Regions from separate parts of the Homo sapiens genome. Here region 2 is linked to region 1. Evidence: chromatin contacts called from ENCODE POLR2A ChIA-PET data. All regions are on one chromosome and are shown on one strand. The core of a region is the stretch at or near the end of the contact, and the rest is flanking DNA. Distances in the headings are between cores, read along the strand shown.

Region 1 (7,804 bases), core at 5,253-7,752:
TGTCGTAGTGCTAAACAGAAGAGGATGAACAAAAAAGTTCCCAGAAGACTTCCACTTGCATTCTATTGGCCAGAGCTGAGTCATGTGGCTGCCCCTTGTTCAAGGGAGTATAGGAAGGGGAGTAGCAGGCAAAGGGAAGTAAATTGCTACAATGAACTTAGATCAATCCAGATTTAAGCTCTACAGAAGAGTACATTGGGCTGGGCAGCCAACATGGTGAAACCCTCTCTCTACTAAAAATGCAAAAATTAGCCGGGCATGGTGGCGCATGCCTGTAATCCCAGCTACTAGGGAGGCTAAGGCAGGAGAATTGCTTGAACCTGGGAGGTGGTGGTTGCAGTGAGCCGAGATGGTGCCACTGCACTCCAGCCTGGGCGCAACAGAGCAAGACTCCATCTCAAAAAAAAACAAAAAAAACAAAAATGCCCAGGTGCAGTGGCTCACACCTGTAACCCCAGCACTTTGGGAGACCGAGGCAGGCGGATCACAAGGTCAGGAGCTCGAGACCAGCCTGGCCAATATGGTGAACCCCGTCTCTAACAAAAATACAAAAAATTAGCTGGGCGTGGTGGCGTGTGCCTGTAGTCCCAGTTACTCGGGAGGCTGAGGCTGGAGAACTGCTTGAACCTGGGAGGCAGAGGTTGCAGTGAGTTGAGATTGCGCCACTGCACTATGGCCTGGGCGACAGAGTGAGACTCCGTCTCAAAAAAAAAAAAAGAAAGAAGAAGAAGAACAGTACGTTGCTGTCCCAAATCAGGGTTCTGTTAGCAAGATAATGGGTTGGGGTCATGGCCATTGACTAAGCATCACTGTATCTTCTACAGATATCTTTACACAGTCGGCACACACTAAACCTTCCTATATCCTGTGGTTCATTCAAATTGGATTATACTGTAAACATACTCTTAATTTCTTGCCCTTGCATTCTTACTTATGCTTTGTCCTCTATTTAGAAGTCATCATACATAGGATTTTGTATGCATATAAATCTTACCCATACTTGGCAGTCTATTGAAAATGTCATTTCTGTCATGAAGAATTATGTGGTTCCCCCAATAGGGTGCAATTGTCCCACCTCTTAAATCCTTAAGAATACTTACCTTTAAATTCTAATTAATGTGTTTATTTACCTTATCACCCCTGTAGTGAATATTGTTTTGTCTGCCTAGCACTTAGTAAGGCATCTTGCTAATTGGGCCATAATAATGGGCATGCAACCCAATCCAGTGAGTCAGAGTCTTTCTCTGTAATTTTTCAAATTGGATCTAGGGAAAAGAATCCCCTTTCCTCACTGGTCACAGAATTAAAAAGTTGCATAACTGGAATGCTTTAGATATGTCCCTAATGTATCCCTAACCAATGCCATGTATCAAGGAAAATTCTAAATGAAAGATCCAATTAAAAAGAGTACTCTATCAAGGCTTAATTTAGAATTTTGATAGAAAAATGTAAGTCAGTATTTTTGCAACCTACAACCAGAAAGAGATTTTAAATACAATTTTAAAAGGATTAATCAATAAGGAAAAATATCTATGACTGTTATTACATTTTTTGGGGGGTGGGGGATGAAGTCTTGCTCTGTCGCCCAAGCTGTAGTGCAGCAGCACGATCTCAGCTCAATGCAACCTCCACCACCCGGGTTCAAGCAAGTCTCATGCCTCTCAGCCTCCCGAGTAGCTGGGATTACAGGTGCGTGTCACCACACCTGGCTAATTTTTGTATTTTTTGTAGAGACAGGGTTTTGTCATGTTGGCCAGGCTGGTCTCAAACTCCTGACCTCAAGTGATCCACCCACCTCGGCCTCCCAAAGTGCTGGGATTACAGGCGTGAGCCACCGCGCCCAGCCTGTTATTGTAAAAAATTTAAGGATTTCTGTTTAGGAAATGACACTATGGACAAAGTTAATAAGCAGCTAACAGAGTAAGAGAAGATATTTACAAAGTCAAAATCTGACAAGAGATTAATATCTAGAATTTCAAAGAATACCTTCACATCAACAAGAAAAAGGTAATGACTACATACAGAAATGGGTGAATGATATGAACAGCCAATTAAAAAACCAGAAAACCAAAAACTGAGCATGCACAGGAAGTGCTTAAAATCATTAGTAATCAGAAATATAATTTTTTTAAAAAAGATAACATTTCACACTCATTACACTGCCGAAAGTTGTGAATCAGCATGATGTCAAGAATTGGCAGGGGTGTGGACATACAGGAACCCTCATGCAAGGGCGGTGGAGAGCAAGCTGTCATTACTCAGGCAAATAAAATAGACGTCTGTCACCCAACGGTTCCACTGCTGTGTGTACGGAACGCTCTCACACAGTTTATAAAGGAACATGTAGGAATATGTTCACTGTAGTATTATTTATGATGTTCACAGTGGGGAAGGTAGATGGGCGAAATATGGTGGATGTACACCATGGGAAATGCTGTGGCAGGCAGGCACGATGGATTAGAAATCACATTGTGTTAGTTTCCTAAAGCCATTGTAACAAATTACCACAACTGGGTGGCTTAAAACATCAGAAATTTAGCTTCTCTCAGTTCTTGAGGCTCTAAGTCCCAGATTAAAGAACTTGGCACGGCCATGTTATGAAGTAAATAATACTACAGTGGATATGTTCATGTATGTCCCTTCGTAAATTGTATGAGGACTTTTTGTACACAGGAGTGGAATCACTGGGTCGTAGACATACACTTTATTTGACTAAGTAATGACAGCTTGCTCTCACAGCAGGGGAGGATACTTCCTTGCCTCTTCCAGTTTCCGGTGGCCTCATGTTCTTTGGCTTCTGGCATAATGACTGCAATCTCTGCCTCCATCTTCAGAGGGCTGCCTTCCTTCTGTCTTTGTCTCTGTTTTCTTATTTTTATTTTTATTTTTTTTGAGACTGAGTCTCACTCTGTCGCTCAGGCTGGAGTGCAATGGCACAATCTTGGCTCACTGCAACCTCCACTTCCGGGTTCAAACAATTCTCTTGCCTCAGCCTCCCGAGTAGCTGAGATTAAAGGTATGTGCCACCATCCCCAGCTAATGTTTGTATTTTTAGTAAAGACGGGGTTTCAACATGCTGGCCAGGGTGGTCTCAAACTCCTGACCTCAAGTGATCCGCCCCCCTCCCAAAGTGCTGGGATTACAGGTGTGAGCCACCTGGCCCGGGCGTCTCCCTTCCCTCCCTCCCCCTCCCCTCCCCCTCTCCCCCCTCCCCTCCCTTCCCCTTCCCCTTTTCCCTTCCCCCTTCCCCTCCCCTCCCCTCCCCTTCCCCTCCCTTCCCTTCTCTTCCGTTCCCTTTCTTTTGAGACAGAGTTTTGTTCTTGTCGCCCAGGCTCAAGTGCAATGACTATATCTCGGCTCACTGCAAACTCCACCTTCCAGGTTCAAGCAATTCTCCTGCCTCAGCCTCCCAAGTAGCTGGGATTACAGGCACCCACCACCATGCCCAGCTAATTTTTGTATTTTTAGTAGAGACGGGGTTTTACCGTGTTGGCCAGGCTGATCTCGAACTGGCCAGGCTGGTCAAGGCGATCCTCTCGTCTTGACCTCCCAAAGTGTTGGGAGGTGTGAGGCACCGAACCCAGCCTGTTTTCTTATAACAGCAATTATATTGAAGAGGGTCTATCCTGAATTGAGTATGACCTCATCCTACTTGATTACATCTACAAAGACCCCTCTCTAATTAAGGTCACATTCACAAGTACTGGAGGTTATAATTTCTACCTGTCTTTTTGAGGAACACAATTCAACCCACAACAAAGAATAGCAGGAACTATTTTTAAAATGTAGTTTTTAGAGCTGAGCATGGTGGTGAGCACCTGTAGTCCCAGCTACTCAGGAGGCTGAGGCAGGAGGATTGCTTGAGCCCTGGAGTTTAAGACAAGCCTGAGAAACATAGTAAGAACCCCTCTCTAAAAAAAATTTTTTTAATTAGCCAGGCATAGTGTCATGCACCTGCAGTTCCAGCACTTTGGGAGGCCAAGGTGGGAGAATTGCTTGAGGCTAGGAGTTCAAGACCAGCCTGAGCAACATAGCAAGACCCTGCCTCCACCAAAAAAATGTTTTTTTACTTAGCTGGGCATGTAGCCTCTGTAATCCTAGCTACTTAGGAGACTGAAGCAGGAGGATCACTTGAGCCCAGGCATTTGAGGTTATAGCGAGCTATGACCGTGCCACTGCACCATAGCCTGGGCAGCAGAGTGAGGTGCTGTCTCTTAGAAAAAAAAGTTTTTCATAAAAAAAAAGAAAACAATATAATATATACAATAACATGCAGGTAGGTAACTTTAAAATACATTTACCCCAAAAATTATGTTTCAGAATTTATAAAATTCAGCTAAAGGAGTTCTTAGAGGAAAATTTATAGTTTAATAGTTTAAATGCCTTTACTTAAAACAAAAAAAGGTTAAAATCATAAGAAACAAAAAGAAAGAAAAGTAAAGTAAACCTAAAGTGAGCAGAAGAAAGGAAGTGATGAAGATAACAATGAAAATCAGTGAAACAAACAAATGGAAAAACAATTGTAGTAATTAATAAAACCATGAGCTGGTTCTTTGAAAAGACAGGTAAAATTAATAAACATCTAGCTGGACTAGTGAAAAAAGGAGAGGACACAAATTACCAAAATCAGAAATGAAAGGACACAACAAAGAAAACAACAGAGTGAGAGAAAATATTTGCAAACCATATATCCAATAAGGGGTTACTATCCTATTCTAAATATGTGAAGAAAGCAAACAACTCATAGCAAAATCAGATCACACGACTAAAAAGGGGGCAAAGGGCACCAGGTGCACTGGTTTACACCTGTAATCCCAGTGCTTTGGAAGGCTGAGACAGGAGAATTGCTTGAGGCCAGGAGTTGTGAAAAGCCTGGACAACATAGAAAGACCTTGTCTCTACAAAAAAATTTTAGATTAGCCAGGTGTGGTGACATATGCTTGTAGTCCCAGCTACCTGGGAAGCTGAGGTGGGAGGATCACTTGAGCCCAGGAGTTAGAGGTTGCAGTGAGCCATGATTGCAGCACTGCAGTACAGTCTGGGCAACAGCTTGATAGCTTGAGACCCTGACTCTTTAAAAAAAAAATCATTTATCAAAAGATGACATACAAATGATCAACAGGTTCATAAAAATGCTCAATATTGGCTGGGCACAGTGGCTCACACCTGTAATCCCAGCACTTTGGGAGGCTGAGGTGAGCAGATCACCTGAGGTTGGGAGTTCGAGACCAGCCTGACCAACATGGAGAAACCCTGTCTCTACTAAAAATTCCCCAGAGGCTGGGGAATAAGGGGCTGGGGGAGATAATGGGGAGATGAAGATGTTGGTCTCAGGGTACAAAGTTAACAGTTAAACAGGAGGAATACAATTTTGAGATTTATTGCACAGCATAGTGACTATAGTTAATAATAATTTATTGTATATTTCAAAATTTCTAAGAGAGTAAGTTGAAAATATCTCGCCACAAAAAGAATGATAAGTGGGCTAGGTGCAGTGGCTCATACCTGTAATCCTAGCACTTTGGGAGGCTGAGGCAAGAGGATCACTTGAGGCGAGGAGTTCAAGACCAGCCTGGGCAACATAGCAAGACCCTGTCGCTACAAAAACTTTTTTTTTTTTTTTTGAGACGGAGCCTCGCTCTGTCGCCCAGGCTGGAGTGCAGTGGGGCGATCTCGGCTCACTGCAGGCTCCGTCCCCCGGGGTTCACGCCATTCTCCTACCTCAGCCTCCCGAGTAGCTGGGACTACAGGCGCCCGCCACCACGCCCGGCTAATTTTTTGTATTTTTAGTAGAGACAGGGTTTCGCCATGTTGCCCAGGCTGGTCTCGAACTCCTGACCTCGTGATCAGCCCGCCTCGGCGTCCCAAAGTGGTGGGATTACAGGCCTGAGCCACCACGCCCGGCCCCAGGGGACATTCTAGAGGGGACTTCGCCCCCCAAGCCGCACTTCTCCATTTCCCTGCGGTCGTCGCTAACCGAAGGCGCCATCCGGTGACGACTGGATGTGCGCGGCGGTGGTGAGAGGCCGCGAGAACCACCAGGTCCACCGCTGCCTCGGCCCGGGCGGAATCTGGGAAGGTCTCTGACAACCATTCATCCTCAGATTTTCCCAATTGTGCATGGGTGGGCGGGCCCCGCATCCTAATGGGCACTGGGCATGTGAAGTGTGAACCACCCGGGCCTAACTAGCCGCTGAAGGCCTGACGAAACCGCCAGGCCCACCAGGGGGCAGCAGAGATCCGACGGCCGCGGACCGAGGGAAGCTGGCGGGAAGTAGGAGGCAGAGGGCGCGCAGGGAAGCGGCAGGGCGAGCGGCTCAGAACGTAAAAGCCAGCACCGCGCCTCCAGGTTGCTTTACGGCTGCCGCAGAAGGCTTTGCGGCTCTTTTCCCCTCCGACTTGATTTACGGTTCCTTCTCTGGTCTGTGTTTTTTTTTTTCCCCCTCCGGCGCTGGGCGTGGGTTCGGACCTTCTTCCCAGAGACGCTCGCGCACCCTTCCCATTCTCCTCTGCGCGGCCTCCATCTAAGATCTCTTCCCCTTGTCCATAGCCTAGATCGAGCTCCCTGTGTGCACCGCGCGCTGCCCGAGGCGCGTAAGTGGGGGAGGAGAGCGGCTTCCCCCGGGGTGGTTCTAGCCGTGGGTGTGGAGCGTGGGAAGGCTCAGCTTCCGGGTCGAGAACCTGGGGCTGCGGTGGACCTGATCCTGAGGTCTCAGCGTAGAGATGCTGAGTCCAGAGGCCTGTTCTAGTTCACCAGTGCAGTGAGGGGCTCAGTATCCGGGCCTCCCGAGAGGTGGGTAGGAAGGCGGGGTACAGGAAACTTGGCACCAACGCGCCGGGACCCCACCGCGGTGCGGACAGCCAGGTGTCCGTGGTGGCGCTTCCTTGGAGATGCTGCCTGCAGACAGGCGTGGGGAATCTGAAGTTTGTGTTAATAGCTAAACGAAGTTGAGTTGCAGGGAGCGGGGGACGCTGGGAAGAAATGATTGATTTAAAAGGAATTTGACGCCGGGCATGGTGGCGGCATGCCCCCATGTTCCCTGGAGGTCAAGCCTGCAGTGAGCCGAGATCGCACCCGTACCACGACACTCCGTCCCGGGCGACAGAGCGAGACCCTGTCACGGGGGAAAAAATAAAAATAAAAATTTGACGCTCACTTTAGCTGAGTATTGAGCCTTGTTATAACATTGAGATAGAGGTCTGGCGCGGCGTCTCACACCTGTAATCCCAGAACTTTGGAAGGCCGATGCGGGAGGATCGCTTGAGGCCAGGAGTTCTACGCCAGCCTGGCTAACATAGCGAAACCCCGTCTCTACTAAAAATACAAAACTAGGCAGGCCTGGTGGCGGGCGCCTGTAATCCCCGCTACTCGGGAGGCGGAGGCATGAGAATCGCTTGAACCCAGTAGGCAGGTGTGCCGGTAAGCCGACATCGCACCACTGCACTCCAGCCTGGGGGACAGAGCGAGAATCCATCCAAAAAAAAAAAAGTTATAATTCACGTACAATTAAATTCACTCCCTTTTTTAAAAAAAAGTGGAGACATAGTCTCGCTCTGTTGCCCAGGCTGGAGTACAGTGGCGCCGTCTCGGCTCACTGCAACGTCCGCCTCCTGGGTTCAAGCGATTCTTTGCTTCAGCCTCTCAAGTAGCTGGAATTACAGGCGCATACCACCACACCCAGCTACTTTGTATTTTTCACCATGTTGGTTAGGCTGGTCTCGAACTCCTCGCCCTTCCAAAGTTCAGGGATTACAGGTGTGAGCCACCACACCCAGTCTAAATTCACCCTTTTAAAGTGTGCAA
Region 2 (6,862 bases), core at 1,942-4,441, 65 kb before region 1:
AACATTTAAATCTCTGCAAGCTTTCCAGGATTTACATTTAGAGAAATTTCCTAAAATCTAATTCTGAGAAGAATATTACCAGAAATCTGGCTTATCTTAAATTATGTGTTTATTAACAATACAGTTTCACTATCAATTCACTACTATTCACATCACAAAGCCTGTCAGAAAAAAACACAAAGAATATTCAGGACGAGCATGGTGGGTCATGCCTGTAATCCCAGCACTTTGGGAGGCTGAGGCGGGTGGATCACCTGAGGTCAGGAGTTTGAGATCAGCCTGACCAGCATGGTGAAACCCCGTCTCTACTAAAAATACAAAAATTAGCTGGGCGTGGTGGCACATACCTGTAACCCCAGCTACTCAGGAGGCTGAGGCAGGAGAATCACTTGAACCCAGGATGTGGAGGCTGCAGTGAGCCGAGATCATGCCACTGCACTCCAGCCTGGGTGACAGAGCAAGATTCCATCTCAAAAAAATAATAAATAAAAATATTCAAAAATTCCAGAATCATTTTTCCCTAAGAAAAGCACTGAAGCCGGGCACGGTGGCTCACGCCTATAATCCCAATAATTTGGGAGGCCAAGGCAGGCAGATCACTTGAGGTCAGGAGTTTGAGACCAGCCTGGCTAACATGGTGAAGCCCCATCTCTACTAATAATACAAAACTTAGCCAGGCATGGTGGTACACGCCTGTAAACCCAGCTACTTGGGAGGCTGAGGCAGGAGAATTGCCTGAACCCAGGAGGCGGAGGTTGCAGTGAGCCGAGATCGAGATCGCACCACTGCACTCCAGCCTGGGTGACAGAGTGAAACAGTGTATCCAAAAAAATCAAAAAAAAAAAAAAAAAGAAAAGAAAAGCACTGATCCCAATGGTTATATACATACTGTGAGAGAAAAACAGCCCCAGTCTCGCCTCACCCCACAGAAATCCATTATACTCAGAAGTCTAAAAATAAAAATACTTCTACCCACAATGATTATATGTTAGCCTTTAATTCTCACTCTTCCCACAAATAGCTACGAGCATAACATGCAACTGCAGACAGCAATCTCTCACTCTCCTCATAGATTAGAAAAATAATAATAGCTCTTTATGAACTGAGTCTCCAAAGGAACACCAAATATCATTAAGACAAATGAAAGCAAAAAAATTCTTTAATAGCAACACAGCAGTTTACTTCAAACTAACTATAATGGACTAGGCTAACACAGATGTGCTATATTTGTAAGTTGAACCAGAAAATGTAATATACCACCCATTAGCTATTTAAATAATTATATGTGAAATTCTGACATAAATCTCAAAATCACTAGTCCAACCTGATGTAATATACCACCCATTAGCTATTTAAATAATTATATGTGAAATTCTGACATAAATCTCAAAATTACTAGTCCAACCTGATGTAATATACCACCCATTAGCTATTTAAATAATTATATGTGAAATTCTGACATAAATCTCAAAATTACTAGTCCAACCTGATGTAATATACCACCCATTAGCTATTTAAATATTATATGTGAAATTCTGACATAAATCTCAAAATTACTAGTCCAACCTGATGTAACCTGATGTAATATACCACCCATTAGCTATTTAAATAATTATATGTGAAATTCTCACATAAATCTCAAAATTACTAGTACAACCTGATGTAATGGGGTTATGCTCATCAACGAGTCAAATATTTTTAATACTGTATTTCAACATGTTTAAAGATCCTGTTCATTTTCTTAAAGGGTTATAAATATTACTAGGGACGAGAAATATGCTGCTATCCTAGGCTCCCTGTGAAAAGATGAACAATAAACCAAAAATTTAAAATCCCACTGAGGTACAATTTGGCACAATCTATCAAAATTTAAAATGTGCACATTGTTGAACTAGAAGTTTCACTTTAAAAAATATTCTCCATAAAATATATTTTCACAGGTTCAAGGACATAATGTGCAATGATATTCAATTATTGCATTGTTTGTACCAGCAAGGAGACCGCTTAAATTTCCAAAGAGATTAGTTGAATAAATTTATGTATCTCTCAACTACAAAAGACAATGCTGCTGTTTAAAAAAAATTTCTTTCAGGCAATCCTAATTTAAAAAAAAGAAAAGAAAAACAATGGCCAGGCATGGTGGCTCATACTTGTAATCCCAGCACTTTAAAAGGCTGAGGTGGGCAGATCACTTGAGGTCAGGAGTTCAAGACCAGCCTGGACAACATGGTGAATTCCTGTCTCTACCAAAATACAAAACTTACCTGGGCAAGGTGGTGTGTGCCTGTAGTACCAGTTACTCAGGTGAGAGGATTGCCTGAACTCCGGAGGCAGAGGTTGCAGTGAGCCAAGATCATGCCACTGCACTCCAGCCTGGGCAACAGAGCAAGACTGTCTCAAAAAAAAAAAAAGAAAGAAAAAGAGGCAGGGCACAGTAGGTCATGCCTGTAATCCCAACACTTTGGGAGGCCAAGGAGGGCAGATCACTTGAGATCAGGAGTTCGGGACCAGCCTAGCCAACATGGTGAAACCCCATCTCTACTAAAAATACAAAAATTAGCCAGGCATGGTGGCGCACACCTGTGATCCCAGCTACTTGGGAGGCTGAGGCAGGAGAATCACTTCAACCTGGGAGACGGAGGTTGCAGTGAGCTGAGATTGCACCACTGCACTCCAGCCTGGGTGACAGTGAGATTTCATTTCAAAAAAAGGAAAAAGAAACAAAAACAAAAAAAAATTAAGTAAATATCTATATCTAAGATATAGATCTGACATGCAAAAACATATTGTGAAGTGGGAAAAAAACCAGGTTACAGAAGAATGCTTACGAGGCAATCTCATTTGTGTACAAAGGATATATACACGTATGTTTGTATATACACAGAAATGATTTGTACGGTAAAAGCCTATTTCTGAAAGACCAGATGGAATCACCTTTTTCCTTACTTACATACTTTTCTTCTCTGTTCCATTTTCTTTTTATAGTGAGTGTGTATTACTTTACTTTTTTTGGCCTGGTGTGGTGGCTCAGGCCTGTAATCCCAACACTTTGAGAGGCCAAGATGGGTGGATCTCCTGAGCTCAGGAGTTCGAGACCAGCCTGGGCAACATGGTGAAACCCCGTCTCTACCAAAAATACCAACATTAGCCAGGCATGATGGCACACGCCTATGATCTCAGCTACTCAGGAGGCTGAGTCATAAGAATTGCTTGAACTCCAGAGGCAGAGGCTACAGTGAGCCAAGAACACACCACTGCATCCCAGCATGGGAAACAGAGTGAAACCCTGTCTCAAAAACAAACAAAAAAAAAAACTTACATTTTTTTAAGTCTCATTATAAACTACAGGTTTAAATAAAGACCTCCACAACCATTCGGCACTAATTTACACAGCAATTAATGGGCTAGGCATAGACAGATTGCTAATATCTCTGTAAGTAGCAGGAAGTTTAAAAAAAAAAAAAATCACCAGGCACATGGCTTATGCCTATAATCCCAACACTTCGGGAAGCCAAGGCGAAAGGATCACTTCAGATCAGCCTGGGCAACACGGCAAGACCTCGTCTCCACAAAAAACTTTTTTTTTAATTAGCCAGGTGTGGTGGCACACATCTTTAGCCCTAGCTACTTGGGAGGCTGTAGCAGTAAGACAGCTTGAGCCCAGGAGTTCAAGGCTGCAGCGACCTATGATCACATCACTATACTCCAGCCTGGGTGACAAAGGAAGACAGACAGACCCAAAGACAGACAGACAGAAAGACAGAAAGAAAATAAATCTACAAGTTAATGAAGGCACAGATTTCTCTGCCTCTACACTCAGCATGTAACTAAAATGTATTAAGTCTGCTAACACTACGCATCTAGTTGTATAACCTTAATCTGATTCTCCAATACTGACTAGAGACTAAAACTACACGACAGTGTGGCTAAAGCAGCACTGTTTCAGAGCATACCTATCTGAAAGGCCACCTCTGCTTGGAGCAGCAATGACACATCAATTGTAAACGAGCAATCTTAACACTTGTCAGTTACTATTTCGCCTTTTTTTAATGGAAGGGTAACTCAGTTTACAATCAAGTTAACTGCAGTTTTTAATAATTCTTATCAATTAATCAAGTTAATTATAAGTTCTCTCAAAGTTCTCATCATGACAAATATTTTGTCAAGCTAGATACTTAGAAATAAACACAAGGTTGTTAATCATAGTTGTTCTCCAGTTGTAACAGCAATCTGCGCCACTTAGTTGAAACAAGTCAAGTTCTAGGTTGTGTAGCCTTCCCCAACGACTCTAGTGCTCACTGATAACCTGATTTCATAAAATCCTAAAATATTAAATTGTTTGGACATAAAATTATGTTACCTTGCATTTTATACATCTCATACTACATCGTGATCAGCTCAACACAAAGTTCAACAAATTCTACCAGTGATTAAGCTGAACAAAGTAAAACAGATGTACCTGTTCACAAACGTCTATTCACAAGACTGAATAACAAAAATGTCTAAAAATCCAAAAATTTATAACTAATATGATAGTAAAACCAGACCTGGACTGGGTCAGTAATCCCAAAGTGTTTAATGAAGAAATTAGGGACCATTCCCAAAACATACTTGAAAAGTTAGCTTATATATAATATATGCATGTCATCTCTCTAAAAATCTGAAAAAAATTCTGAATTCTGGTCCAAAAGATCTTGGACGCAGACCTGAATTAATGGTTAAGATTAAATATCAGCCGGGAGCAGTGGCTCACGCCTGTAATCCCAACACTTCAGGAGGCCAAGGCAGGCAGACCACGAGGTCAGGAGATCGAGACCATCCTTGCCAACATGGTGAAACCCCGTCTCTACTAAAAATACAATTAGCTGGGCCTGTAGTCCCAGCTACTTGGGAGGCTGAGGCAGAAGAATAGCTTGAACCCAGGAGGTGGAGGTTGCAGGGAGCCAAGATCACGCCACAACACTCCAGCCTGTTGACAGAGCAAGACTCTGTCTCAAAAAAAAAAAAAAAAAAAAGATTAAATATCCACATCACTGTTGGTAAATACAGACATTTATAATCAGGAAGAGCTGCACAGGAATTTTAAGTCTGTGACTGTTTATTTCTTAAGCTAGGTGGTAGATACACAGATATTAATTACATCATTCTCTGTATCTTTTTGCATGTCTGAAGCATATCATAAGTTTAAAAGGGTTTAAGTGAAAAATTATAGGAACCCAGTAAGTATTTGTTTCTTCCCAAAAATAATAAAAGTATCTGAGAAGCAGCAAGTTTGAAAATGGTTACAGTAAGGGTCTTAAAAACATATCTTTTGATCCAGTAATTCTATGAACAGGAAAAACCAATCTACTCAAATGATCCAAAATGTAGAGAAAAGTTTATAAAGATACACCAGCTTTATTAGTACTCACTTCATTGAGAAATGTTTAAGTGAAATCTTTATGACTTAACATGAAGCCTACAAAAACCATTTACAAACCAATGTCTGCCATTTAAAAAACGTTTATAACACAATAATGAAAAAGGATATGCTTTTTTTTTTTTCAGAGTCTCACTCTGTCACCCATGCTGGAGTGCAGTGGGGTGATCTCCGCTCATTGCAACCTCTGCCTCTTGGGTTCAAGCAATTCTCATGCCTCAGCCTCCCAAGCAGCTGGGACTACAGGCATTTGCAACCATATCCAGTTAATTTTTGCATTTTTAGGGGAGACAGGGTTTCACCATGTTAGCTAGGCTAACCAGCCAGGCTGGTCTTGAACTACTGACCTCAGGTGATCCGCCCAACTTGACCTTCCAAACTGCTAGGATTACAGGCATGAGCCACTGTGCCCAGCCTTCAAGAATATATTTTAATCTACAGTATACTCTCAATTTTGCAAATATAAGCACAGCCAAAAGATGAGCTGAAACCTAGTTTTTTCCTAATAGTTGTCAAAATTTTCCAAACAGGTAAACACTACTTATTTAAAAAGGAAAATGTTGGCCAAACAAGGTGGCTCACACCTGTAATCCTGGCACTTTGGGAGGCCAAGGTAGACAGATCGCTTGAGCCTAGGAGTTTGAGACCAATCTGGGCAATACGGAGAGACCCTGTCTCTACAAAAAAATTTTTTTAATTAGCCGGGCATGGTGGTGCATGCCTGTAGTCCCAGCTACTTGGGAGCTGAGGTAGGAGGATAGCTTGAGCCCAAAAGGTCAAGGCTGCTGTGAGAGTGAGCGGTGATGGCAACACTGCACTCCAGCCTGGGTGACGGAGTGAGACCTTGTCTCAAAAAACAAAAAAAGGAAAAATGTTAAGAAGACTTAAACAGAAACAAAAGGAGAGCCACTGTAATTCCAGGGTGAACACTTCATCCTTTTGTACCTAGTCTCAAAGTCATTTTCAACACAGCACTTGCAGTTGCTATCACCAAATGCAGTTGGCACATATAAAATTTTTCATTATTTCCAATAATACGGATGTAAAATGCCTAATATTATTTCAGACCTGAGTGGGTCTACTGAAACTACCACAAATAAGGCAGTAAGGTTTCCTAGTACACACTGTGTATATAACGCATGGGTACGCATTATAAACATGTTTCTGGTCTTCTCCAAGAAACGGGTGGAATGGCACACTGCCAGAAGATGAGACTTAAGAAAAAGACCTCAGAAAAGAATTTGCAGAGCATCAAAAATCATATAGCCAGCCGGGTTCGGTAATCCCAGCACTTTCGGAGGCCAAGAAGGACGGATCACCTGAGGTCAGGAGTTCAAGGCCAGCCTGGCCAACATGGTAAAAACCCATTTCTAATAATAATAAAAAAAAATTAGCCAGGTGTGCTGGTACACACCTGTAATGCCAGCTACTCAGGAGGCTGAG

What was found. ChIA-PET counts read pairs that join two places held with the same protein, here RNA polymerase II (POLR2A).
Region 2: POLR2A ChIA-PET joins it to region 1 with 6 read pairs in A673. The contact joins the enhancer-like site here to the promoter of RAD52 in region 1. POLR2A ChIA-PET finds 5 or more read pairs at or near these places in 8 of 52 experiments (A673, BJ, H1 and 5 more).

What each region holds. Positions count from the first base shown.
Region 1 is chr12:948,392-956,195 of GRCh38, reverse strand. It overlaps RAD52 (RAD52 DNA repair protein), which reads left to right and starts at 6,502. Exons shown (of 12, transcript NM_134424.4): 1 at 6,502-6,594. RefSeq lists enhancers at 6,280-6,549, 6,013-6,671, 7,100-7,179, 6,672-7,330.
Region 2 is chr12:1,010,625-1,017,486 of GRCh38, reverse strand. The region is part of intron 1 of ERC1 (ELKS/RAB6-interacting/CAST family member 1); the gene reads right to left. Among named protein-coding and RNA genes, the nearest start is that of ERC1, 23 kb to the right of the region's middle. Within about 2 kb of position 3,191, at least 4 of the 41 ENCODE cell types and tissues checked have a DNase peak (open chromatin) inside an H3K27ac peak, as active enhancers do; they include A673, where a contact is called at or near this core.